Regions from separate parts of the Homo sapiens genome. Here regions 1, 3 and 4 are each linked to region 2. Evidence: chromatin loops called from intact Hi-C (ENCODE). Cell type or tissue: endothelial cell of umbilical vein. All regions are shown on one strand. Each heading gives the region's core, and the rest is flanking DNA. Links, peaks and the distances in the headings are about the cores only. Region 1 holds the start of GOLT1A (golgi transport 1A). Region 2 has its middle 3.5 kb from the start of TRK-TTT3-1. Region 3 overlaps PLEKHA6 (pleckstrin homology domain containing A6). Region 4 overlaps REN (renin).

Region 1 (5,413 bases), core at 151-5,150, 290 kb before region 2:
CTCCTGCCACTGTCCCTATTGCCTGCCATGCTCCAACCACACTGTTCTCCATGGCTTCCATGTGAGCCCTCTTGACTCAGGGCCTTCGTACATGCAGTTTCCTGGTCTGCAACACCCTGCCTCTCACTTGTTACTTGACAATGCATCCTCATCATTCAGGTCTCAGCTGAAATGTCAGTTGCTCAGGGAAAGCTGGTCCACTCTCTTCCCTGACCTAAATCCCTCATTTCTCTCTCTCACAGGACTTGCTTATCATATTTGGTAAGAGTATATTACTTGCAGGCTAATTGGTTTAACAAAGTGTCAGCGTGCCACTGGGTTGAGGACCCAACCCACCTCTCTCTATATTTTTATTCGCCAGGTCCATGATTCTCAACTGGGCTGAGGGGATTGTGGGTGGGGAAGCGGGGTGCGGGATGGAAATTTGTTTCCCAGGGGACATCTGGCAATGTTTGAAGACATTTTTTATTGTCACAACTTGGAGTGGGGGTGCTACTGGCATGTAGTGGATAGAGGCCAGGGATGCTGCTGATATCCTATAATGTACAGGACAGGCCCCCACAACAAAGAATTATCCTGCCCCAAAATGTCAATAGTGGGGAGGTGAGAAACTGTGCCTGCCCTCGGTGATCTCATGGATGCTCATAGTCCTAAAAACCATGTATATGCAGATTATTCCCACATTTCTGTCTCCAGCCCAGGCCTCTACCTGGAACTCCAGACTCACATACCCAACCACCTACCTGACATCTCACCCGGATGTCTAACAGCACAAACAGACTCAACACATCTAAAGCCCAATTCCTGCTTCCCCCCACTCAACCCTTCCCATTGCACAGGCTAAAAAATATACAAGGCATTCTTGACTCCTCTTTCTCTCACACCCTATGTCCAAACCGTCAGCAAATCCTCAACGCTTTCCTCAAGGCAGATCCAGCATGGACCACGCCCCGCTAATCTCCTGCTAACACCTTGGTCTCCACCTTCACACACTCAGGACTGGCTTCCCTGGCTGGGCGCGGTGGCTCACGCCTGTAATCCCAGCACTTTGGGAGGCTCAGGCAGGTGGATCACTTGAGAAGTCAGGAGTTCGAGACCAACCTGGTAAACGTGGAGAAACCCCATCTCTACTAAAAATACAAAAATTAGCCAGGTGTGGTGGTGGGTGCCCGTAACCCCAGCTACTTAGGAGGCTGAGGCAGGAGAATCGCTTGAACCCAGGAGGTGGAGGTTGCAGTGAGCAGAGATCATGCCACTGTACTCCAACCTGAGCGACAGAGTGAGACTCTGTCTCAAAAAAAAAAAAAAAAAAAAAGAACTGGCTTCCCTGCTGCTGCCTTCATACCTCCACAGTCTATTCTCAACCCAGCACCCAGAATGATCTTTTAAACATAGAAATAGAACATATCACACCATAGCACAAAACCAAGGTCATTACCATGGTCTATAAGTCTCCAGTGTCCTGACCCCTCAGTGACATCCCTGACCTAAACTCCTATGATTCTCCCCTCACCTCACTTTGCTCCAGGTATACCCACCTCCTTGTTGTTCTTCAAACACACCAAGTATGCTAATGCCTCAGGGCCTTTGCACTGCCTGTCCCTGCTTCCTGAACATTTCCCCTCCAGAGAGCTGCGTGGCTTTGCTTCCTCACTTCCTATAGATCTCTGAAAAAAGATCTGAATAAAGGCTCACCTTCTCAGTGAGGCTTCCCTGACCACTCTATATAAAATAGCGACCCCTCCTACCTCGAACTCCATAGCCTCCTCTTGTTTTATTTTCATCTGGAGGACTTATCATCTTCTGATATACTATATACTTCTTTCTGTTAATTACCTGTCTCCCCTCTCTAGAATGTAAGCAGGGAGTCAGTTTCATTTAATGTTGGACACTCTATATCCAACACAGTGCTTGGCACACAGCAGAGACAAATCTGTTGAGTGAACAAAAGAATGTTGTCACCAATTCTCAGATGAAAAACCAAGGCTCAGAGGCTTTAAGTAACTCACCCAAATGAAGCCCACAGAGCCACGGTTCTTCCCATGGCCCCAGACTTGTTCCAAGACCTCCTCCCTACCTCTTCCCCCAAAAGAAGGGGAAGGATGTTTAGGAGTGAGGGTATGGTGGTTTGGTCAGGGGAGTGGAGTTTAGTTTTTTATAAGAAGCCCCCAGGGCCACAGGAGACCTTGATGGTGTGGGGAAAGATGTCTGAATGGGCAGAGGCCTCCTGAGTCCACCTTTGTGGCAACCCAGTTCTAAGAACCCGGGATGGGAAAGGGGTCAGTGTGAATGGGGAACCTGCCAGGCCCCCTGGGCACCAGCCTCTAGCTACCTGTGGGCCCTGAGCAACTCCCACCCGCTGGAGGGTAGGGAGCCACACCCCACCCTGCCTGCTGCCCCAGGGTGCCAGCACAGCATCTCCCAGCCCCTGGCTCCAGAGGTCACGCTTGTAGTGACAGAGAGCCCAGCTGGGAGAGAGAGCCAGCCGGCAGGGAGCCTGGCCTGGATAGCCCATTGCAGCCCCGCTCATCCCACTTACTCTGCCATTCGGTGATGGAGATCATGCCGCACTCAGCCTGGGGGGCTTTCCGGGTGGAAGCGGGCAAGTGGAGCGTGGCCCAGAGGACGCAGCTGGTACATGGTCACGGGAAGCTGACCCTTGGTTAAGTTGCGAAATGAGCCTGTGGCAAATCATTAACTCTCCCTCCAGCCCCCGCTCCACCCCCGCACACCACGCAGGTGCTTCTACTCGCCAGCTCCCTCCTCCCGTTTTCCGGTAGGGCAATGCCCCGCCCCTCCACCTGCCGCGCCTGCCCGGGGAAGGCACCGCCCACCTGACCCTTTCCTCGCACCTCGCGGTGTTCTGCGGCTCTCGTCTGCTCCGCGAAACTTAGATTGTATGTGGAAGCATTGGAATCTAGGGGGTGCTCAAGTTTCTTGCTTGGTTTGATAGTGTGGGAAGAGTTGGCATCTGCGCATCCCTTTGGGAATGTACTAAATTCATCTTGAAAGTCAAGCTTTTTGCTCTCTGCTATTGCACATGCTAGGCGCTGGGAGGCGATGAGCGACTGAGCACAAAGCCTGTTGTTGACCTAATGGCAGAGCCAGATCGGGTTAAATCAATGGCAAAAGCGCCATGGGGGAAGTTAGACGTGAAGGTCTTCGACCTCCTTTCCCCAAGCGGCGTCCAAGCTTTGGACTGACTGTGATGTTGAGCTATGGAAGACAAAGCCCTGAATTTGGGGTTGGGGCAGGACTGCACAATTTAGGAGGCCTGGTTCTAGTCTACCCACCAGCTGTGTAGACATGGATTCGTCCTTTGGGCCTGCAAAAAGAGAGGCAGTTAGTTCCTAACATCCTTTTTTCCCATCGCAGAGCAGTGGTTCTGACGTGGCATTGATGCCAGGAGAGCCAACATCCACTTTGCAATGTCTTCTGTGTCCAGAAATGAAGAAATGAATTTCAAAGACTACCTATATACATCATTTAAAAATGCAAATAGGCCTGGCATACAAAATGCATTATGTCTGTAATCCCAGCATTTTGGGAGGCCAAGGCAGGAGGATTGCTTGAGCCCAGGAGTTTGAGACCAGCCTGAGCAACATAGTGAGACCTTGTCTCTACAATAATAAAAATAAAAAATTAGCCGGATGTGGTGGTACCTGCCTGTAGTCCCAGCTACTGGGGAGGCTAAGGTAGGAGGATTGCTTGAGCCCAGAAGGTCGAGGCTGCGATGAGCTGTGATCAAGCCATGCACTCCAGCCTGGGTAGCAGAGCGAGATCCTGTCTCAAAAAAAAACAAACCAAACAACAACAACAAAACCAAGGAAAGCTAACATAATTTTTTAAAAAGAAACAAAAAGATAAATTATAATAAAACATGATGTCTTTCAATATATAAATGTTCAGGCAAGACTTACCAGAAGACATAAATGAAATAGGCAGATTGCTTGCACCCACACATAATATATGTTTGAATTTAAGAGAAATAGAAGATGAGCCATTCTATGCAAAAACAAAAATCACACACATGCAAGAAAATGAAAGAGTAGCAGGAAGTGAACATAGAATAAAAACTGTTAGATAAGGAATAACAGACCAGACGTACTTGCATATGATGAGAGGGAAAGCATCTTAATTGAAATAGGGATAACATAGCAAGGCAAATTAGAGAGCACAAGGTGGAGATAATATAGAAGTATGATGTGCATGCAAAGGAACTCAGTCTTAGGTATGTGTGTATTGTCAAAATAGCTCCCATGGAATGGGGTCGCCATAGAGTACCACAGACACATCAACCTCTGTCTTGAAACATATCAGCGTTGAGGTAAAATTCAGTCTCTGGGATCTTAAAAGGCCTTAGAGATCACATATTTCCAATGGGCAATGGGGGATAGAGGATGGATTGGGAAAAGAAAAGAAGATAAAAGTGGTTTAGAGCAATTGCATGTGGACACCCGGGACAGTGTTGTAAAGACAGGACACAACATTTCCACACATAATTATGACAACATAGCATCCTTGGGCTCCAAAAAAACTAAACATATAAAGGATGGCAATAATATGAAATAAACCCTAAAAACTTTTATTAAGGAAACTCAGTGAGATCTTCTGCATCTCAAGTGTCTCTGATTCCATGTTTGCTTCTCTCACATATCCTCTGTTAAATATTTTCAGTCAATTTCTTCGTTTATTCAGTATCACCTACTGATCAGAACTGTTTTCAATCAAATACATAGTAGCTGAAATCTTATAATCCTTTGTGTAGACAATGCATGGAGTAGATTATTCAATAATTTTAAGACAATGTCTTTATTCCTTTTAAGCTTCTGCTCCATAATAACCATCTCCTAACTTTCTGAGTGTTCATGAAATTTATTTTTAAAAGCTTACAAAACCTTTTGGTATTACTGTCAATTGAAGTATGACCAACTTTTACTGGTAGTGGGTTTAGTTCAGTTGTACATTCGAAAGTAGTACAGGATATGGGACAATTCTTTGTTTTGGAAATCTGTCCTGTGCATTGCAGTCTCGAAATGCCAGCAAGAGTTTTGCACCCTTATGATTGAGACAACCAAATGCCCCTAGGGGCCAGAATCATCCCTGTTGAAATCACTCGTAGGTTAAGAGCTTCATCCTGGCTTCGTGAAGCCTTGGGCATTTTATTTATCCTTTCTGTGCCTCAGCTTCTTGGATAATTATAGTACCTATGACTGACATAGAGGATGAGGATTCATGAGTAAATGCATGTGAAGTGCATAGAACCAGGTACCTGGCACATAGTAAGCACTTAATGAACCACTGTTATTCCTGTTACTGTATAGTTATAATAATTACTATTGTTATTAATGTTATTATTAGTATACTGTTAATATGCTTTATATGAAAGACTTCTACTGTCATCTCAAATTGT
Region 2 (5,413 bases), core at 87-5,086:
GCAAAGTTTCCCTAGAGTGCCTCCTAAGAGTGTCTAGACACACCCAATAGCTACTTGGATTATAACACTGATCATGGGTGTTATATATAATTGCTTGTCCACTTTTTTCTGAATTGGGGAGGGGACAGAAGAGGAGGGCAACGGACTGTAAGCGCCTTAAAGACAAGGAATCTCCATTATTTTTACCTTTGAATTTCTAGGCCTAATTCATTGCCTCATTCAAAGCTGGTGCTCAATAAATTCTTGGTCAATAAGTGAATGGATGAAAACCTGGATCTAGTTTACAGGAAGACAGAGTGACTGAGCCAGAAAATGAAAAGCTTGAGAGTCTAAGATTTCAGTGGTGACCGGGTGTGATGGCTCATGCCTGTAACCCTGGCACTATGGGAGGCCTAGGCTGGTGGATTGCTTGAGCCCAGGGGTTCAAGACCAGCCTGGGCAATATGGCAAAACCTCATCTCTACAAAAAACACAAAAAATTAGCTGGGCATGGTGGTGTGTACCTGTACTACCAGCTACCCAGGAGGCTGAGGTGGGAGGATCACCTGAGTCCAGGAGGTCGAGGCTGCAGTGAGCCATGATGGTACAACTGCATGCCAACCTGGGCAACAGAGTTGAGGTCCTATCTTAAAAAAAAAAAAGATTTCAGTGGTAATAATAAGTAGATTACTGGTGAGGGAGCAAATGGCTGAAATCAATGGAAGGAGATGATGGTAGAATCTGTTTATCTGTGCTATATTCTCTCATAGGTCTGCTCTAGGCTAGGACTAATCTGTAATACAACTCAAAACTAATATTTTGAAAGACAGTATTTATAACAATTTTATTTTAAAATCCTTCAGTAGGCTTTCTTCAAAAATATTCAAATATCTTTGAAAGATGATTGGATGTTAGAGATGGGGTGGGGTGCTCTGTAAATATTTTATGTATAGATTGACTTCTTCAATCCTTTGACTCTTACTGGCTTTGAAATCAGTCCTACTTCTTCCCTACACCTTTTCAATGATCCATGACATTTGAGGGCTGCATTGTTTAGGGAGTATTTATTCCAGTATCTGAGCTCTTGATGCTATGTAAGATTCTTGGGCTCAGCCAGGCATGGTGGTTCATGCCTATAATTCCAACAGTTTGTGAGGCTGAAGCAGGAGGATCCCTTGAGCTAAGGGAGTATAAAAGTAGCCTGGGCAACATACCAAGACCCCATCTCTACGAAAACATTTTTAAAAAAAATTCACCAGGCATGGTGGTGCATGCCTGTAGTCCCAGCTACTCTGGAGGCAGAAGTGAGAGAATCACTTGAGCCAGGAGATTGAGGTCACAGTAAGCTATGATTGCAACACTGTCTCAAAACAAACAAACAAACAAAAACAACCTGTACTATACATCTTCTTAGTACCTTGTGATGGTGTCAGCTCCAAAGACTCTATGCACTATACTGTGGCGATAGAAGACTGGGCCCCAGAGTAGGTAGCTACGACTTGGTGTTGGTTTGGGGAACTCTGGGAAGGAAGGGTCCACAACTTTCCCCCTCTGTGCCTAGCTCACTGCTGTGGAAACAGTGGGTAATCAGATTGATGGTGATTTTTTTCCAAAGGCAGTAATTCTGATGAGAAGGAGGGTAAAAAACATCCCTTTAAAGATTATTATAGTAGGGATCAACAAAATGAAAAGGCAACATACAGAACGGGAGAAAATATTTGCAAACCATATATCTGATCAGGGATTAACATACAAAATATATAAGGAACTCATAAAACTCAATAGCAAAACAAAACAAAAACAAATAACCAGAATTTTGTTTGAATGTGCAAAGGACTTCAATCAACATTTTCCCAGAGAAGACATACAAATGACCCACAGGTATATGAAAAGGTGCTCGACATCATTAATCATCAGAGAAGTGTAAGGCAAAACCATAACGAGATATCACCTCACACCTGGTAGTGTGGCTACTCTCAAAAAGTCAAAAGATTACAAGTGATGTCGAGGGTGTGGAGAAAAGGGATCTTTGTACACTGTTGGTGGGAATGTAAACTGGTACAGCCATATGGAAAACAGTATGGAGTTTCCTTTAAAATATTAAAAATAGAACTACTGTAAGAACCAGCAATCCCACTTCTGGGAATATATCCAAAGGAAATGAAATCAGTATGTTAAAGAGAGATCTGTGCTTCCATGTTCATCGCAGCATTATTCACAATTGACAAGATGTGGAATCAGCAGAAGTATCTGTCTACAGGTGACTGGATAAAAAATATGGGGTCCGGGTGCGGTGGCTCATGCCTGTTATCCCAGCACTTTGGGAGGCCGAGGTGGGCAGATCACCTGAGGTCAGGAGTTCAAGACCAGTCTGGCCAAAATGATGATGAAACCCTGTCTCATTAAAAATACAAAAATTAGCTGGGCGTGGTGGCAGGCGCCTGTAGTCCCAGTTGCTTGGGAAGCTGAGGCAGGAAAATCACTTGAAACCAGGAGGCAGAGGATGAGGTTGCAGTGAGCTGAGACCATGCCACTGCACTCCAGCCTGGACAACAAGGGTGAAACTCCATCTAAAGAAAAAAAAAAAAGAAACAAAGAAAGAAAATGTGATACATAAGGAAATCCTGCCATTTGCGACAACATGGACAAATCTGGAGGACTTTATGCTAAGTGAAATAAGCTAGAAACAGAAAGACAAATACTATATTATTTCACTTATATGTGGAATCCAAAAAAGTTAAACTCATAGAAACAGCAGAATGATTACCATGGGGCTGGCAGGTGAGGGAAACAAATAGATCTTGATCAAACAGTACAAATTTTCAGTCGTAAGATGAATAAATTTCGGGGATCTAACATACAGTACAGTGACTATAGTTATTAATAATGTATGGTGTACTTGAAATTTGCTAAGAGTGTAATCTCAAGTGTTCTCACCACACCACACGCACACAGTTTAAAAATAGTGGGAGAAATTAAATTTAAGAACTAGGAGAATCACCAAATATATAGAATCTGTGAGTTTAGCCTGCCCTCTAGTGGGAAAATTAAGTTCAACAGTCTGCATAAAGAAGCTTCAAGAAGCACTCCAGGAAGATTTTATGCTAAAGTACAAGATGGCACTTGTGGTGTTTTTGATGCAACATAAATGAAGCAAACAGATTCATTTCATGCTATTTCGGGTGGACTTTGCAATGTTAACAAGCCGATCTTTCAATAGCTCACCATTGCCTGTAGGATAAAATCGTTTGCCTTAGCCTGATGGAAGTGTAGTCTCCAATGTGACCTTACTCCTCTGTATCTCCTTCTGCTCCAACAAGATTAAGTTATTCCCCATTCTCTAAATACACCTTGCAGTCCCCACATTCCTTCCAGATTTCCTGTTTTCCTCCCTACTGTGCCTAGCTCACTGCTGTGGAAGCAGTGGGTAATGAGTAAGCAAATTTTAGATTGATTAATCCCATTCAGTTTAATTTTAAACAGCAGGTTTTGTTATCCCGGAAGAAAGGGAGTGTGATGTAACAAAGCCTTGGGGAGGAAAAAACTTGAAGACCCCTTTATCTATTCTTGCCCTTTTAAGGAGGCCTGGATAGACACCATTTCCCTTCCCTAAAATTTAAGTGTTATAATTTATTTCCACATCTCATTCATAGAAACAGTTCTAGCAGTTTTTCCTTATCTAACACAGTGGGTGCTGAAAAAAATATGTCTAAATAAATAAATGTCTGTGTTTTGCTCATTACAATTTCTTCAGTACACCTCTAACATTGTTTAAACTGTTTTACTGTTTAACTTGTTTAAACTGTTTAAACTGAAATATGATCATGCAGTTTCCCTGCTGAAAACTCAAGGGCCCAGCCACCCTTATTTTATAAACCCTGCTTTCCTGTCCATCTTCATCTGCCGCCACTCCACTTTATGTTGAAATTGTTTGTTTCTGTGTGTGTCTTCTTTCCTAGACTGTTAGCAGGACCCATGTCCTACTCATCTCAGACTCTAGGGCTAGCGCATAGCCTAACCTGTAATAGACGATCAGTAAATGTTTGTTGAATTAAATCACTCCATTCTGGCAAATTTTGAGTCTGTTCCTTCTAATCTTATTCACAATGGAAAAAAGTAACAGAATGGTAAAACTTTAGAATTACAAGTTATCTCGAGGCCATCTAATCAATTTCCCTTGTTTTATAAATGTGGAAACCCAGGCCTGCTCAGGATCACACAGTTTGTTGGTCTTTGTTCTGTAAGAATCAGACAATTGTAGGAAAGAAAAATTCCTCCAACTGAGGCTGAGCTATTTTGTTGTTCATTGTGTTCAGAAGCCACTAGTTCCCAGAAACTAAAATAAATTCCCTTATCAGTATTTGAAATTTCATAATCTTGTGTTCCACACCCCATGTGTCAGGGTTGATGAAATTTGATTTTAGGTGGCTGGGCGCAGTGGCTCATGCCTGTAATCTCAGCACTTTTGGAGGCCGAGGCGGGTGGATCACCTGAGGTACGGAGTTCGAAACCAGCCTGGCCAACATGGTGAAACCCCATTTCTACTAAAAATACAAAAATTTAGCCAGGCGTGGTGGCTTGTGCCTATAATCCCAGCTACTCGGGAGGCTGAGGCAGGAGAAACGCTTGAACCGAAGAAGTGGAGATTGCAGTGAGCCGAGGTCACTCCATTGTACTCCAGCTTGGACAACAAGAGCGAGACTCCGTCTCAAAGAAAAAAAAAAGAAAAGAAAAGAAACTGATTTTAGGAAAAACTAGGCTGATCTGGAGATTTGTATTCTTAATACCCTATGTTGCTCCCACTGGTGCACACTGCTTTGGGAGGATTCATCTTATGAGATTGTCTTGAAAACTGCAACTTGAGGCCGGTGCGGTGGTTCACACCTGTAATCCCAGCACTTTGGGAGGCAGAGGCAGGCGGATCACCTGAGGTCAGGAGTTCAAGACCAGCCTGGCCAACATGGTGAAACCCCATCTCTACTAAAAAAATTCAAAAATATTAGCCGGGTGTGGTGGCAGGCGCCTGTAATCCCAGCTACTCGGGAGACTGAGGCAGGAGAATTGCTTGAACTTGGGAGGCAAAGGTTGCAGTGAGCCGAGATCCTGCCACTCCATTCCAGCCTGGGCGACTGAGTAAGACTCCGACTCAAAAAAAAAAAAAAAAAAAAAGAAAAGAAAAGAAAACGGCAACTTGCCTGAAAGGGGAGGAAAGGCAAAATTCAATCTAAATTAAAGGTCTAAACTCCTTTTCCCGCAATCTTAATTCAGACCTTTCCACAATCACGTCTATTTTCTTATAGTATTAGCTCCTCTGTGCATGAATCAAAAGTGTCTTTCCTTCTTTTGTGCTAAGTAATACTTATCTAACAACTACATCATCTGATGAATGGAAATGTATTTTTCATTAATGGGAGAGATGTTGTAATCTAGTTTG
Region 3 (5,413 bases), core at 207-5,206, 240 kb before region 2:
GGGGCAGTTCCATCTGAGCTGAGCACTGGAGAAATAAGAGGTGGCATTAATTATTCATGTGCCTACTTATTATGCTTCTTTCCCCAGGAAACTCCCAGCTGTCCTAAAGGGCTTTGAAGAGAAGGGGTGTGTAGGCGCAAACCAAAACATAAGCCACTTTGTTGTGTCCTGCTTGCACCAACAAAGGTTGTCAAATGGCTGGAAGATGAGGAGGTGGGGAGGAGTGGAGAGATGCGACAGGAAGGCAGTGGGATGATAAGGGGGGCACCAGCTCTGCCTACCTGCTGATCCAAATACTCTAGGTTTCTTTGCAACTGAAGATCTAAAAGTTCATCCTACCCGGAGCCCGAGGCCCAGAGGCCAAACAGCAACACAAACAAACAGGAACACACAAAAGAAAACAATAAAAAAAGAAGCAAAGCAGTTAAGAGTTAGCGACAAGGACAAGGAGAGGCTTCTCCCTCTGCCCTTGAGGAGTTCTCAGGAAGGGAGGGGTTGAGGATGTGGGCAGGCAAAGTAGTTCTCTACTGGACACTCCAGGAGAGGAGGGGCACACGCAGACCCCAGTGCCATCTCTCCTAGGTCTGCCTAGGCCTCCCTGGGAGAGGTGAGTGTCATCAGAGCAATTTAGGCAGCACTTGTTAGCAGCTGTTTCTGAGTTTTCTGGAAAAATCGGTTGTTTCTGGGTGCGTGTGTTTGCTGTGGGCAAAGCTTATATGCTGTGGACACTGGCAGAGTGAGAATCAGACAGAGAGGGGAAGGAGCAGCCGCCTAGCCTCCAGCCTGCCCAGCCCTCCTCCACTCTGGCCTCCTGGTACTGTTATGGAAATGAGTCAGCAACAGGCTTTCTGGAAAAGGATTCTGCCTGTTGGTCCCAGTGGTCCTCCCCAACCCTCCCAAGTGGAGCATCTTATCTAGGTCTCTAGGTGGTGGCAAAAGTTCTCAGGAGAACAAATTCCAGGGAGAGACACGAGTAGAAAGAGGCAGAGAAAAAGGAGGAGATGCAATTCGGAAAATTTTTTCTTCCTCAATCATATCGCTTGTATCTCTCCCCAAAAGTGGCATTCCAGGCAAAGGACAAACATGAAATAACTATGCTTCAGGGGAAAAAAGTTTAGAAGATCTTGCTTCTTGTTAGGAGCTCTGGCCTGATTTTTCCTGCCTAGGCCCCTTCTCCTGCATGCTGGAGAGGAGAGGGACCAGGATATTACATGCTCCCAGATCTCATCCCTCCTCCACGGGCTGTGTCACAGAGGAGAAGGGGTTATTGGCACCAAACTTGATACTGGGGCTAGAGTCCTGGCTGGGAGGGAGGAGGTATCCAGAGGCTGCTAAAAACCAGCCAGGCCAGGCACTAGGCACAGAGCGTCCCTGGAGTCCGCCCCAGTTTAGCTCCACCCTGAGTGGAGCACGGTGCGGGGAGGCCCTGAGACAGGTGGAGGGGAGAAAGGACGTACCATCTTATCGTGGACCGTGGGGGATGGTGGGTAGTTGTAGGGGAACAGTCCTGCAGGGACTGGCCGCCTGTCTCCCAGGTAATCATACTGGAAGAGAAAGGGATCGCAGAGGTGAGGGGTCTGGCTGGGACACGGAGTTCCCCAACAGCTGAAGCTCAAGGTTAGAGGTATTTGTGTTCAGTTCCCAGAGCAGATCCCAAACTGAAATGGACAGCAGCCCCCCTTGCAATGATCTGTCCAGGTCCTCAAGATTTGAAAAGACAGAACCCTCTCTGCCCTCTTATATGACGGCATGGTATCTGGCACAACTTGGGGGCATGTACAGAAAGCAATGTCCCCACTCAAGAGGCAAAGCCATCCCCAAGACAGCTCTCCTACAGACAGAACCACAGGCCAGGGGCTCCGCTGGGCAGCACTGCTGGTCCTGCAGACAAACGGCCCAGTGGCCCCGTGGCACAGATGCTCCCACATCTCTGCCTTTTCTCAGTAGATGGTCTTAGGCTTCTGGGGACCTCAGGGGATGAGGAAGGAAGGGCAGGCTGGTGGCTCACCTTGGGGGAGCTGATGGATCGCCTCATCACATAGGCAGCAGGGTCAGCATAGATGTCCTCACTGCGAGGTGGCAGCCGCTCAAAACGGGCACTGGGTGAGCGGACAGGGGAGTAAATGCGGGCACGGCTGTAGGAGCCCTGGCTGGGTGAGCGGGGCACAGAGTGGGAGCGGGGCTGCAGGGACAGGCGGCGCAGGGAGCTAGAGGCGGCATCCAGCTCATCATAATAGACTGGCTGCCGGGAGGGGCTTGGGATCCAGACGGTGGCATCCTGCCGCCCGTAGCTGGCGGGCTCCTTCCACTCTCGCAGCTGGTAGGCAGGGCCACCCCCATTGCGGAAGGCATGGCGCTTGTCCTCCAGGGCCCAGGGCGGGCTGATCCGATCATAGGCCGGCATGGAACAGATGCTCTCCGGCCGCACTCCTGGCGGGTAGTACTGATAATCATCGGGGTACTGGGAGGAGTAGGGGCCATAGTACTCAGGGACCCTGCGAGACACAGGATAGAACCTAGAGGGACTGAGAGAGAGGGGACATTGTAATGAAGGCAGACAACACGGGCACCCCTCCACCCACCCCAGCCCCACCTCCAGGTCCCCCAGCCTAGAGCAGGGTGCTTGAATAGGTACACAGGGGCTGAGGTTTATTCCAGAGATGAGGGAAAGACTCCTGTCCTCACAGCCCCCCTCCTCAAACAACTCCCCAAGGCTGGACACTGCACCATTCAGAGCTTCAATCTTTGCCTCTTTAAAATGACATATCCCTAGGAAGAAACGTGAAGCCTTATCAGCCATCTCCATCTCAGCATGAACCAGTTTATCAGATCTTTTCTGAGAGAGGCAAATAGAAGAAAGTCTACCAGGCACCTGAAGGAGGGCAATGTAGGAGGGATGAAAGAAAGGGCGGCTTCCTGATCTATTTTATATTATTTTAGAGATGAGGTCCATTCTGTCACCAGCCTGGAATACAGTGGGGCCATCAAGGCTCACTGCAGCCTTGAACTCCTGGGCTCAAGCAATCCTCCCACATCCACCTGTAGAGTAGTAGCTGGGACCACAGGTGTGAGCCACCATGCCCAGCTTCCTGACTGTATGATCTTGTCAGGGACAGAACCAGTAGATTCTTGGGACTCATCCCAAGTGGTTCTCCCCAGAGCAGGCCTGATGCTCCCAGGCACCAGACCACCAGCAATGCGCAGCCGCTCAGGCCACTAGAGGGCAGGTTCCTCCCGGGCCCCATGGCCTTCCTGAAGCTGTGGCCTGCAGTCCCTGGAGCTGCCCAAATCCCCAGGGAAGGAGCCTGCAGCCCATTTGCCCTGAGGGACACCATTGGGCCCAATAAATGTCCCCAGATATTTCAAAGTCAGTCATTGGATAAAGGCGTAAATGGTCATAGATGGCCATGTTGGGACCAATGAGCTACTTTGTTTTGTTTTTTAACTTCATATAAATCATGGCTTTAAAACAATTAGAGTTGTTCAAAAATGGAATGAGTTGGTCTGGCAGTTAGTGAGTCTCAAGTGGGTGGAGCACTGGGGAGAGGATGTTGTAGGAGGGCCCATAGCTTGGATGGATGTATGACTATAACAACTTCAGGCCCCCTCCCAAAGCCTGCTGTGTTCTGGGCTCCCCAGCACGCCGTGGAGAGGCACTGGGGCACTCTGTCCCTTCTTCTGAAGGAAGCAGACAAAGAAACCAAGAATCAGGGACAGCAGCCAGACTCTAATGGTGGAGCCATGGGGCAGGCAGGATTTGGGCAAGCCAGGAAGCATGGGATTTGCTTGGTTTCCCAACTCAGCCTGCTTCCAGAAGGTTTCCAACAGGGGATGCCTCGTGGGCTATGACCCCACTCGCACGCTCTAGCCATAATACCATATCAGCCCCACCCCAGCCGCCGGCATGCCTCACCTCCGAAGGTCTTCAGGCGGGGGTACCCCCCGGCGCAGATTCACCCACTGCTGAAGCTGGTTCATGGAGCTCTTGCGCTGGGCAATTTTGTCAGGGTTGGTGCGTGGTGGGAAACTCCGCCGGTGTCCCCCAGTCTCTCCATCCTGAGACGGGAAAGCTGTGCTCCCTGGCCGGCTTGGGGAGTGGTACTGCCAGCCATTGGGCTGGGCAGGCTGTTCCCCACCCCCTGGCACTCTTGGGCCCTCGGGGTAAGGGCTGCCCGGCTCTGAGGCTGGCTCCGGTCCAGCTGGGAGGCCATTGGCTTTCACCGGAGGCTCTTTCTTGACTTCTGGCCTCTCAGGCCTTCTCTCTGCCTTCTCACAGCCTCGGCCATCACCCTCCCCTCGAGTCTTGGCCTCTGGCTCAGGCTTAGGGAGGCTGTTGTGGGGTGGCTGCTGGTGGTGCTTGCTGGGTGGGACGTTCTCCGAGTCTGGCTTCTCATGGCTGCAGGATGCCAAGGGAGATGCTGTCAGTGACTCTAGCCCAGCATGGAGTGGGGCAGGGGGTGCCAGACTGGGAAGAAGAGGAGTGGGGAAGGATGGGCAGGGAGGTGGCTGGAACCAGGATTCTATGAACTCCAGTTCTGCTTCCTAAGTCCCACCCCTTCACCTTCTCGCTCCAGCCTGGGAAATTATTATACAACCTAATCCGCCCCTGCCCACACCTGCTGTGTTAACTCTGCCCCCCACGTCTTCTCTGCAGGTCATTCTCCACCCCACTCCCCTCTGTCAGTCTGCTTTGAGCCCAGCCTTCAAGCTATGGCATGACTAACCTCACCTAGTCTTGGTCCTCTCTGCGATCTATCCCTGACCCAGCTCCCCAAACTGGGTTTGCACTCACATCAGTAACTGTCCTTGATACTCCAGTGACAAAGGCTTGTCACGGGGCAGCTGTCTTTCTTATAGAAAGTTATTTAACTGCCAAGAGTCTTGGGCTCCTCATCAGCAGAATGGGCATAATAATAGCTCCCCTCCTAGGACTGCTGTGAGATAAAACATGGCGGGCACCAGGAGCAGAAGTTTCTGCTTTCAAACTCACAAGCACATAAACACGCTAGTTCCCTTCTCCAAAACACATTTCTTCCAGGACTGACTTTCCATGAGAATACAGGCCCCACAAGGGTAGGAACATGGCAGACTTTCTTCCCCTGTGTTCCTAGCACCCACTACAGTGCCTTGCACATTTATATTTACAGTAAGTATTTGTGAAATGAATGAATGAACTCTTGGAATTATGCCCCTTGGTTGAAGCGAAGATGGAAATTTGTGACAATTTTCCCCCTACAGCTTCCCAAACTCCACATATTCAAGTGGGATTGTTGAAACATTGCTTGGTAAACATTTCTAAGATATGTGGACTTGGAGCCTACACTGTGAAACCCCCTTTTCCTGGATCCCCCTTAGCACCTAACTCAAGACTCCACATCCAGTTAAGGGAGAGACAGACGCTGAGACCGTGGGT
Region 4 (5,335 bases), core at 1-5,000, 340 kb before region 2:
TCTGTTCCATTGTGCTTGTAGCTGGAGGAATCCGAAGCATCGAAGAGCTTGTGATACACTGGCAGGGGGACAGAGGCTCAGGTTTGTCCAAGAGTGGCCCAGACAGGGGGACTCAGAGGCAGGGTGCATTGTGGGTATGGCTGGTTAGCTTAGGTGCAGGGATGAGTGGCCCTAGGGTCAGGGGGCTTGGAATATGTGCTTCATCAATCAAGGACTGGGTTTCTTGGGCTCTCCTAATGTGCCCATACATCGAGAATTTTGTCCTAAATGAAGGAATTTAAAGTAATCACTAACACTGATAACACCAGAGAAGATGCCAGGCACAGAGTAAGTGCCTAGTAAGAGGTTGTTGATTAAGACTAGGGATGGAAGAGTTCCGAGTGCCTGGGATGGGTTTGAGAATTCAGTCCTGTCTCAATCTCAGGAAGACTGGGAAGTGGCCTTCTGGGTGCTCAGGGGTTCTTGGACCTTTTTTTGTTTTTAACCTTGGTGGCTGTATCAGAAAAACGGGAGACATCTTCCCCTCTCCCCTACATGTCAGTGGGCACAGAGGCAGAGAGGAAGCCACTCCCTTGGTGGCAAGAGGGATGGGAGCTGGGTGTTGGGCAGGATTGCTCATGCACAGTAGGGCAGGGGGATGGAGGAGAGGCACTGTGGGTCTTAGGTCTCACCACAGGCAGTGTAGAGACGGCTGCACTTGGAGGAGGGCACCCAAACATTGGACGAACCAGTGTCAAAGACGACTTTGAAGGTCTGGGGTGGGGTGCCGATGCCAATCTCGCCATAGTACTGGGTCTGTGGGGGTAAAAAGAGAGGGCTGGAGGGGCTCAGGGGACCTTGGGTCTTGGGGTCTTGCCTGGCTTCACTCTTGGCTCTCGGTGTGAGACTTGGCCCAGGCGAGGTCCTATAGCCTCTCGGGGTTTCCATTTTCCTGCAGGAACTGGTAGGAGGCTTAGCATCTCCCCATGGCATCCCAGAAAGTGGGAGTCTCAGTAAGACAAGAGGGCAAAATCAAAACATTGAGAATGAAGCAGGAAGCAAACTTGACTCTTGAGGATCCTCTGGGGCAGGAAGCCATCAGGTTGTGCTGGGCCAGGTCACAGAAACCCCCACCTGAGTCACACACCCCTTCCCACCCACCTGTGACACCTGGCTTGAGGCCTGGGCTGAGTTCCAAACCTAACCCTGCCCCTGAATGGCCCCTGGATGCCTTCCTGTCTTCTGTGCTCAGGCTTTCCAGCTGGAAAATGGGAATTTTCTAGGGTGCTCACGTGCTACTCAGCGCCTTCGTCAAACACAGCTTGGAAAGGGTGAGTCTTGCAGCAAAGAAAGCCCTAGGTCCATGAGGGAAAGGAGACAGGGAGGGAGCGAGGGGCTGAGCCAAGCACTCACGTCCATGTAGTTGGTGAGGATCACGGAGGAGGTGGTGTTGCCAAGTGTCAGCCTCTTCATGGGTTGGCTCCACTCGGGACCAAGCCTGGCCATGTCCACACCTCGTTCCTTCAGGCTTTCTCGGATTGAGGGCATTCTCTTGAGGAAGATCCTGGCCCAGGGTGGAGGAAGCAAAAATAGAAAAGTGCTGTACCTCCACCACAGTGGTGGAGTCCCTGAGGCCAAACCCCTGCTTTTAGTACAACCACCTTTAACGTTAGCCCAGCCACCTGGAAATCACCTCTGTCGCTGAGGGCCTCTGGAGCATTTATAAGAGTTACTTCTTGTCAAGAGTCAATTTAGAGGAGTCAGCTGCCCGGGGATTAAATAACCCTGAAGTGACTTCCTTCTGTTGCCTAATTTTGATTAGACAAGGCTATTTGTTTATTGGTCCGTTCATTCATTTATTCCGTAATCACCTGCTGAACAACTACTTTGTGCCTCACTGTGCTGGACACTGGAGCTAGAAAGATAATGATCATGACTGCCTTTAAGGAACTCCACCTGGCGGGAGGACAGACAGGAAACAGGCACAGACATTCCCTCTGAAGAGATTAATGCCAGGGAGTGCCCCTGTCAAAACTAGGGGCTGGCGGGGAGACAGTGCCATGGGAGGCCGCTAGGTGGCAGCAGATGCCCACAGCAGCTGCAAGGTCTCCAGGATACCAGGGGACAGGCACCCAGCCAGGGCTGTGGTGGAGTGGACCCCCTGAGCTGGGTTGGGCCTAGAGAGATGCCAGCATCTTCAGAGCGCCATGCACCTCGTCCTTGGAGAGATGTGTCCCGGTCCCTTGGCTTCTTGTCTAGATGTTTTCCCATCACCTTTGAGAGGCAGAATTAAAGAGACCTAGGAAACTGACTCTACTGAGCCGCTACTGAAATCACACCAACAAGCTAGCTGTCATCCATTTTATAGATGAGAAAAATGAAGGCTCACAGGGACAAAGGTGACTCAGAAATGTTGAAGCAGGGATTCAGAGCATGTGTCTGGCCCTATTTCCCATATAGGGTCCCCTGGGTCCCGACATAAAGGCTGCCAAAGCCCAGAGGAAGATGTCTCTAGCTGTTCACGGGAAGGTCCCAGGATGGAAGCCCAAGTTGACTCTGCAATAGACTTTCCCATACACACAAAGATTCCCTCTTTCTTCTACTTTCTTCTCAGTGGCTAGTCCTCCTATACTCACACTACCCTTTCCTTCCTACATCCTTCTTGCGTCCCATGCATTCTACTTACCCCCATTTTGCCCATGAACATGAATGCAACTTTTATGCCTATCAGCATGGTATTGTAACAGAAATGATTTGTTATCTTCCTATCACAGGTTACTGTTACCAAAATATTTTCACAATCATTATTTTATTTGCTCTCATAAGGTGGATGATTTTATTACTCCCACTTCACAGCTGGGAACGTGGAGGGTCAGAGGTTTGGCCCCAAAGAGGTTGCATTTCCCACTGTTTACTCACAACAGCCTATGCTTTGGACCTTTACTTCTTGCCATTTCCTTTTCAGAAAATCCTTTCCTTCTTCCCTTCCTTTTCCCCCCAGTTCTTTAGTCCTCCAAGGCCCAACATGTACCCCCACCTCCAGGAAGCTTACCCCAAGGCCTCCAGCCCACACCGGCCTCACCTTCCCGTGGGCCTCAGCTCTGTTTTTCCTTGGGTCTCACAGCCCACACTGTACAGCTTGTGGAACTGGTGCCGTACGGTGGTGAAGACAGTGGTTGCAGGGGGCATGCCTGAATCCCCTTACCACTTATGTGATTCTGAGAAAGCTACCTAACCTCTCTGGGCCTCTTCTAAGTCTCCATTAACCCCTCTCTAACAATGGGCCTAATGGTAGTACCTACCTCAGAGTCACTGTGCAGATGAAACCATGCGACCACTGCTCAATAAATGTAAATTGTAGGTGTGTATATGTACATGTTCACCTTGAGAATGGAGCTCATTCATTCAGCTGTCCCAAGTGCCTCGCATGATGCTCTGCACATAGCGGGTAGCAAAATTCCTATAATACTGTTTCAAAAGCTGGATTCCCCCTCCACCCCTTGCCCAATTCCATTCTTTTTCTCTTTTGGATAACAGCAGGGGAAGATGTTTTTACTTTCCTCTACCTTTATCCTGGAGTGCAGCTGCTTTGAAGCACCCATCCTCTTACCCAGTGCTCACAACCCAGCAATTACTCTCCGAGAGCCTCAGAGCAAGGGAAAGCAGTTTCGGAAGCAAAAGGCCCAGTGTGTGTTGAGGCTTAGCCTCTTACATATCACCTCCCTGAGCCTCAGTGTCCTCATCTGCAAAGTGGGAATGCTGAGTTGTTGGGGGCATGACTTGAGATGAGACATGTGAAAAGATCCTGTGACACCCTAAGCATTTTATAGGCTTAGCAACTATTACCATTATTAAAGTGTGCCTCCCTACCTTCAGGACTGCTGGTCATATCTGCTGTCCCCAGATTGAAAACCCCTTTCTCTGTGAGGCCTTTTCTCAAATGCTGTCTCTTCCCCTTCTTCAGTCTTTTTTTTTTTTTTTTTTTTTTTTACATAAGGTCTGGCTCTATCACCCAGGCTAGAGCACAGTGGGTCAGTCTCTGCTCACTGCAGCCTCCACCTCCCAGGCTGAAGTGATGCTCCCACCTCAGCCTCCCGAGTAGCTGGGACTACAGATTTGCACCACCACACCTAGCTAATTTTTGTATTTGTACAGACAAGGTTTCACCATGTTGCCTAGGCTGGTCTTGAACTCGTGAGCTCAAGCGATCTGCCCACCTCAGCCTCTCAAAGTGCTGGAATTACAAGCATGAGCCGCGTGCCCAGCTTCCTTCTACAGTCTTAATGAATCACTTGTTCCCACAAGGCCTGGCACCTAGGGGATGCTAAGGTTTTCTCCTTCTAATTGTGGGCTACCTAAAGCCTTGTTTTTTTCTTTCTTTTTTTTTTTTAGACTGAGTTTTGCTCTTGTTGACCAGGCTGGAGTGCAATGGCGCTATGTCGGCTCACTGCAACCTCAGCCTCCCAGGTTCAAGCGATTCTCCTGCCTCAGCCTCCCAAGTAGCTGGAATTACAGGCATGTGCCACCACGCCCGGCTAATTTTGTATTTTTAGTAGAGACAGGGTTTCTCCATGTTGGTCAGGCTGGTCTTGAACTCCTGACCTCGGGTGATCTGCCCCCCTCGGCCTCCCAAAGTGTTGGGATTATAGGCGTGAGCCACTGCTCCCGGCCAAACCTTGCTTTTGATATTTGTAAGAATCTATCCTGTAGTACTAACAGTAGCTGGGCTCTTACAACGTGCCCAGCTTTCTATGCCTTATCTCCTAAAATCCCCAAAGCAGCCCCATCAAGTAGGTACTGTTATTATCATACCTGTTTAAAATGATAAACTGAGACTTGGAGAGGTTAAATAACTTGCCCATGATTCCAGACCTAGTTTGTTCTGCTAGTGAAGCAAAATTTAAATGAAGGCAATCTAACTCTATAAGCCTTGCATTTAACCACGATATCAAGCTGCTTCCCTGGTACAGTTAACTGTACCCATGCCCCGACCCCCGTCTTTTTTTTTTTTGAGATGGAGTCTTGTTCTGTCACTCAGGCTGGAGTGCAGTGGCACGATCTTGGCTCAGCAATCTCCACCTTCCGGGCTCAAACGATTCTCCTGCCTCAGCTTCCCGAGTAGCTGGGGATTACAAGTGCCTGCCACCATGCCCGGCTAATTTTTGTATTTTTAGTAGAGATGGGGTTTCCCCATGTTGGCCAGGCTGGTCTCAAACTCCTGACCTCAAGTGATCCGTCTCAGCCTCCCAAAGTGCTGGGATTACAGGCAGGAGCCACCGCGCCCAACCACCCATGCCCTTCTTAATATTCAGGCTGTGAGCTCCTCAAGTGCAAGGGGCATGTCCTAATACTTCTG

Evidence for each region. Peaks named below come from ENCODE experiments on the same cell type or tissue, not always from the same donor. Only the 100,000 strongest peaks of a DNase experiment are listed, where the experiment ranks them.
Region 1: it touches region 2 in a loop (6-fold over the local background); 7 of 110 quality-filtered maps call a loop at or near these places.
Region 3: a loop joins it to region 2, with 6 times the contacts of the local background. A loop is called at or near these places in 5 of 110 quality-filtered maps.
Region 4: a loop joins it to region 2, with 15 times the contacts of the local background. A loop is called at or near these places in 30 of 110 quality-filtered maps.

The regions. Positions count from the first base shown.
Region 1 is chr1:204,211,343-204,216,755 of GRCh38, forward strand. It overlaps GOLT1A (golgi transport 1A), which reads right to left and starts at 2,646. Exons shown (of 5, transcript NM_198447.2): 1 at 2,540-2,646. The coding sequence starts at 2,564. RefSeq lists an enhancer at 2,517-3,173. In endothelial cell of umbilical vein, for the core only: a CTCF peak has its summit at 3,056; a DNase peak (open chromatin) is centred at 3,039.
Region 2 is chr1:204,500,327-204,505,739 of GRCh38, forward strand. No RefSeq gene overlaps it. Among named protein-coding and RNA genes, the nearest start is that of TRK-TTT3-1, 3.5 kb to the right of the region's middle. In endothelial cell of umbilical vein, for the core only: a CTCF peak has its summit at 3,025 (motif pointing left); DNase peaks (open chromatin) are centred at 3,015 and 4,075; H3K27ac peaks cover 819 bases.
Region 3 is chr1:204,255,345-204,260,757 of GRCh38, forward strand. It overlaps PLEKHA6 (pleckstrin homology domain containing A6), which reads right to left. Exons shown (of 23, transcript NM_014935.5): 8 at 3,914-4,396; 9 at 2,009-2,525. Among named protein-coding and RNA genes, the nearest start is that of GOLT1A, 44 kb to the left of the region's middle. In endothelial cell of umbilical vein, for the core only: a CTCF peak has its summit at 3,219 (motif pointing right); a DNase peak (open chromatin) is centred at 3,257.
Region 4 is chr1:204,160,621-204,165,955 of GRCh38, forward strand. REN (renin) reads right to left here. Exons shown (of 10, transcript NM_000537.4): 2 at 1,393-1,543; 3 at 672-795; 4 at 1-58. Among named protein-coding and RNA genes, the nearest start is that of REN, 3.0 kb to the right of the region's middle. RefSeq lists a silencer at 1,546-5,335. In endothelial cell of umbilical vein, for the core only: a CTCF peak has its summit at 2,053 (motif pointing right); a DNase peak (open chromatin) is centred at 2,051; H3K27me3 peaks cover 167 bases.